Regions from separate parts of the Mus musculus genome. Here region 2 is linked to region 1. A link is a contact called in ENCODE Hi-C or POLR2A ChIA-PET data. All regions are on one chromosome and are shown on one strand. The core of a region is the stretch at or near the end of the contact, and the rest is flanking DNA. Distances in the headings are between cores, read along the strand shown. Region 1 holds the start of Dixdc1 (DIX domain containing 1). Region 2 holds the start of 1110032A03Rik (RIKEN cDNA 1110032A03 gene).

Region 1 (2,770 bases), core at 179-2,678:
TGGAAATTCATGAGAATAGCTGGTTGCCTCTAGGGGAAAGGTTGGGAAGGGGGTGAGAGACGGCAAGGGCACAAAGGCTCGTCCATCTTGTCCATAATGTTAATATTTAAGAAGAGAATGGGTTTAGGATGTAGCTCAGTGATCAAGCCCCTAGTCATACTGCAAGGTCCTAGTTTCAGTCACCCCTGCACACAGGGCTGTTTATATTATCTGACTAAAAACTGATTCTAAAAACACAAGGGCTGTTGTAAAGGGTGGAGGAGTGGAGTACTGGTAAAACACCTTGGTAGCATCCCCAAGGCCCCCACCACACACACACACACACACACACACACACACACACACACACAATCTGAAATTTAAGAAACCCATAGAGAAGGGAAAGGTGAACTGAGGGAAAAGGCAGGAAGCCATGACCAATAGCTTATGCCTTTGCGGCTGCAGGCCTAAAGCAACCAAAGGATGACTGAGGAGCAAACAAGAGTAGCCTGAGTCACAAAAGAAGCAAATGGAAGAGGTAACAGAATTCTGAGAGAAACTTTTGAAGAGAAAACAGAGCCTGCTTGGGTCAATCCTGGCCCACCTTTCCTGTCAGGTTGCAGCTCCCCACCACAGTTCTCACAGAAGGGAATCACACTAATATTAGCTCCTGAAACTGGGCCTGAGGCCCAGGTTGGTCCTCTCAGCCAACCTTGTCCTCCTCAGTGGTGGAGAAATCTAATGTGCATGATTCAGGAAATTCGCACGTGGATGTGCAGGATTCAGGAAATTCACCCCTCATGTGGACCACCCACAGTCTCCTACCCTCTTTCAAACTTTCTACCAATGCCACGCCACCGCACCCCTCCCGTGACTCATCCGCTTAGCGCCTGAAATAGAGCTCTGCCGCATCTGTTCAGGGCTTCCCTCTAGGATGTCCCTGGAGAGTCCCTGGGAGGCGTGGGGACCACCTTTTCGGCAAGAAGATGCCTTCTGAGTCCGTAGTCCTGCCTGCCCTTCCCACCTCGGGAAGGTACTCAATCCCTCCAGTTTAGAGGAGGCCCACCGCCTTTCTGATGTCCTCGGGTTGATGCATCTGCACCACACCTACCTCCTTGACTCTACCACCCAGGCTCTTAAATGGGCTCCCCGGGAGGATGCCCCTCACCGCCCCCCAGGATTCCCTTCGGGAGATTAGGCGGGAGGCGCGGGGTGACCGGGAGCTGGGGGTGGGAGGAGCAGGGCAGTTACCTCATTGAAGCCCTCTTGCAGGACGTCCAGTAAGTTCCCGCGGGTCAAGCAGGCTAGCATTGTTCCTGCCGCGGGGCTTCCCGGGTGGGGTCACGCCACCGTCTCTTCCCTCTGTACACAAAGGCGATCAGCTCAGCTCCCTGGGAGCTCTCTGGAGTCCCGCATGCCACTTACTGGAAACCTAGACCCGAGCCAAACTAGCGGCTTGCACTGGGCATGCTCGCGCGCGGGCTGCAGCCGGAGGGGCCCGGCGCTGTGCTGGTTCCTATAGAAACAGCAGGGCGCGCGCTGCGCACAGGCAAGAGGCGCTAGCAGGCAGCCCCGGGTCTCCAGGGAGTGCGGGGAAGCCGTGGGCGCGCACGCAGGCTCCGCACGGGTGCTCGCAACGAGCATTCACACACGCGTGAGCACACACACACATCCGCGCTGACACAAGCGGGCTTGCCAGCCTGAGCATATGCCTGCAATCACTACACTGCACGTTTGGAGGCGGGCGTCCCCGAGCGTGTGCACGCACATACACGCACATACACACACACACACACACACACACGCACACGCACACGCACACGCACGTACACACACACACACACACACACGTATGTAGTCACTTTGCTCATTTAAGGCTGCAAGCACCTCATCACAAGGTGGGTGGGGAAAGGAGTGAGTCACAGGATTACCCCACCCACCCCTTACTCCATTCTCCAGACTAACAGCAACCTTTTTCCACGCAGGGCTTGAGAGTGAGACAACCAGCAACCTTTTCCCACTCGGGGTTGGAGAATGAAGCAATTTAAATAAGAGGAAATAGAATGACAAGAAATAACAATAAAAAGGGGCCAGAGGAGAGAGGCTGGGGCTGGGGCTCTGTAAGTAACTGTAGACTATAAGTAACTGAACAGCGCTAAACAAATCATACCATCATAATAGAAACGTCAGAGGCACACCAAGGATCTTCTATCTTTTTTACAAAATAAATGCTAAGGGGTAAGATTGGGCACGATGGCTCAGGGGATAAAGGCTCTTGTAAAAGCTTGACACCTGAGTTCAATCCTGGAGCCATGCAAAGGTGGAAAGGGAGAACTCACATCTCTCGGGCACAGGCACACATTACGCTCACCCCCCCCACACACACACTAATTAATTGGTTTTATAATAAAATAATTTCTAAGAGCCAGCATGGGGGTATACACCTATCATATGCATGCACATACACGCGCGCGTGCGCGCGCGCGCACACACACACACACACACACACACACACCAGATCAACACTCTAGAGGTTCTAAGTCCAAAGCTAGCCTGGTCTATATAGCAAGTTCCAGGTCAGCCACATATAGTTCCAGACCATATAGATGAGACCTGCTCTTGAAAGAAAGAAGGAAAGAAAGGAACACATACTTTATAAGTGAGTTTTAAAATAAAGCACCAAGAATGCCCTTGTACATTGTCAGGTAAAAGCATCCACCCTTGGGTGTAACAGAGCCTCTTTCTCGTGTGGCCTGGCTGAGGTCACAGCTCTGATGTTTATTTTTAAGAA
Region 2 (2,731 bases), core at 74-2,573, 40 kb after region 1:
CCAGGGTGGGTTCTTGAGATGGGAATCATTCATTAGTAATGAGAAATGGAATACTTGGCCTTTTTCCGAGACAGGGTCTCTCTGTGTAGCCCTGGCTGTCCTGGAATTCACTCTGTAGACCAGGCTGGCCTTGAACTTAGAAATTTACCTGCCTCTGCCTCCCAAGTACTGGGACTAAAGGTGTGTGCCACCACAGCTGGCTATACTTGGTTATTGTGGTGGCTGGTTTTCAGTTTTTAGCTAACTACTTCCAGATAGACACGCCCATCTGATCAATGTTAGAGTGCTAGATTGTCTTTTCAAACGTGATTTTGGGAGGAAAGTTGATTTTTCTGAAGGTCACCTGATCAGGATTGTCAAGGACAAAAAGCCCTTACCAAATCAATAAAGTAGCTTCATTTTTTCTCAAATGAATTCAAAGTTTTTCATTTTACATTTTGAGACCTCCTGCTGGCTGTCATTTAGTGGCTTTCTATATTCTATAATATATTTCTATATTCTCAGAATAGGGTCTAGGCTATTAAATGGTTAAAACACTCAATTTGGTCTGGCTTCCTTTTTAACTCTACAGTGTCACCTGCTAGTCCGTCTCCCGGCCAACTGTGTTCAACCAGTCAAACATAACTTTTTTTTTTTTTTAACTATGATTTTATGAACATTGTTCCTTCTGCCTTTTTAATCCTTTTTACCTAACTAAAACGAGCTCCCCTCCCCCAACTAGCTTTCAGCTCAGGCTAACTTCAGGGAATCTATGTCTCCCTTCCCCAGCTTCGTAGGGCTTCCCCTTGTGTATGCTTCATTCATAGTATCCCGAATTCCTTCACTCACGGTGGGTACACACCCCATTCTATTCGAGTTGCCTCTTCTGCTGTGTGCATTTGTCATCTGACAGCAGGCAGGCCACTTCCAGTTCATCCATACACCTAGTTGCTCTCACAGTGCTATGGAACAAGACAGGCGTTCAATGTTACTTCTTGAAAATAGGATATATAAACACCTGGAGATATGTTGAGTGGTTGAGAGAACAGGAGACAGCCATGTCAGGAGATGGTGCAGTTACAGCGTCCTGAGCCTCTGGAATACGCAGGACTCGTCTCACCCCTCAGTTAGTGACAGTTATGCTTCAAGCAAGAATGGCGAAGACGCTCAGGGCCGTCCGTGTTGGGCCGTCCGAGTACTGAAAAGAAAACGAGCCTTTGGAGGCGCACAAAGGTGAAGGGGCAAGGCCAAGAGCTCCATTTTACTTCCCCGCTCGAAGCTCCCGAGCAGTAGCTCCAAATGTTTATCCTGGTAACAAGCTGTTGATGCGTCATCACTTAGTGCCGGGTGGAGTGGGGAGGGGAGGGAGACGAGGCCCACGCGAAGGAAGTGACGTAAGAAATGTGCGCCCCGGAGAGCGCCGGCAGGTAAGCCGGAGGAGACCATGCTTCCCCGGCGCCTCCTGTTGGTCGGGGAGGGGAATTTCTCCTTCGCCGCTTCTCTGATCGACGGCCTGGATCCCAGCGTCAGTGTTACCGCTACCGGCTTCCAGCACCGGGCGGCTCTGGAGGGAGATCCGGTAGCGCTAGAGAACCTAAAGCGCCTGCGCGAACGAGGTAGCAAGTCCCAGCCCGCCCCGAGGGCCCGCCCGGAGCGTAAGGGTGTGGCTCGCGCGGGGAACTCGAGGGCGCCTCCTGGGGGCGCTCAGGCGGATGCGCGTGTGTGCTCAGGTCTGGGCTGGGCTGCATTGTTGGCAACCCAACCATGCATTGAGTGGTGGTGTTTGTCCAGGTTTACAGATCTTAAGACGTCTTTTGGTCTCTATTTCACGCCTTTAAACCTTGCCAGGTGTCGAAGTGCGTTTTGGTGTGGACTGTACCCAGCTGTCACATGCCTTGCCAGCCGACGATAGGGATTTTGATCGAATTTATTTCAACTTCCCGCACTGTGGACGAAAAGCTGGAGTAGCTAAGAACAGGGAACTGCTTGCCAAGTTTTTCCAGAGGTGAGGCAAGACGAGTCCTGGCATAGAAAATGTTTCCAGGTTCCCATAACCAAATCACTGCACACAAACTTTGTCGTTGGGGAAATAAGTTGCTAGAATACACGAGGAAAGAAGATAAAACCCAGAGAAAACCATAATCTTGTCTTAAAGATTTACGTATAACCCTAGATGTTAAAGTATAAATTACAAGGAAAAGGCAAGTTTATTTTTCAAAAATTAGTGTGTGTATGAGTGTGGCGGTCAGAGAACAACTTACAGAAGCGGGTCCTCCTTCCATCGTGTATCCAGGAGATAGAACTTTGGCTACTAGGCTTGGTGGCAAGCACCATTACCCAAATTGTGTGTGTGTGTGTGTGTGTGTTTTTAAATATGGATATGGGTGTTTTGTCGGCATGCATGTCTGTGCAACAGTTGTGTGCCTCCTTAGAGGACATTGGTTCCCCTGGGACTAGAGTACTGATTGGTGTCGCCATCATATGGGTACTGAAAATTGAACTTTTGAACAGCTAGTGCTCTTAACTGCTGAATCTTTCAGCCCACCTCAAAAAGGTTTTAAAAAATGCAAATCGTAAGAGTCAGTATAGCTTGATGACGACAAGATTGGATTTAAGAGTCACATGGCCTAGGTTCAAATCCTAGCTCGCTGCTTACCAGTTAAAACTGTCGTCAGGTGTAGCCCTTACCTGCTTCTCCTCCCACCCCAATCTATAAACTGGCTATTAATAGCAGCTTAAAGTGATTATGAAT

What was found. Hi-C counts contacts between places; a loop is a spot of excess contacts on that map. ChIA-PET counts read pairs that join two places held with the same protein, here RNA polymerase II (POLR2A).
Region 2: a loop to region 1 is called in a map of left cerebral cortex, with 2.9 times the contacts of the local background. The contact joins the promoter of 1110032A03Rik here to the promoter of Dixdc1 in region 1. A Hi-C loop is called at or near these places in 9 of 37 maps with a recorded cell type or tissue (Patski, gastrocnemius, heart and 1 more). POLR2A ChIA-PET finds 5 or more read pairs at or near these places in 4 of 5 experiments (Patski and embryonic stem cell).

What each region holds. Positions count from the first base shown.
Region 1 is chr9:50,726,556-50,729,325 of GRCm38, forward strand. Dixdc1 (DIX domain containing 1) reads right to left here and starts at 1,429. Exons shown (of 20, transcript NM_001374656.1): 1 at 1,231-1,429. The coding sequence starts at 1,290.
Region 2 is chr9:50,766,861-50,769,591 of GRCm38, forward strand. It overlaps 1110032A03Rik (RIKEN cDNA 1110032A03 gene), which reads right to left and starts at 1,324. Exons shown (of 4, transcript NM_023483.4): 1 at 998-1,324. The coding sequence starts at 1,039. It overlaps Fdxacb1 (ferredoxin-fold anticodon binding domain containing 1), which reads left to right and starts at 1,378. Exons shown (of 5, transcript NM_198675.2): 1 at 1,378-1,595; 2 at 1,828-1,984. The coding sequence starts at 1,424.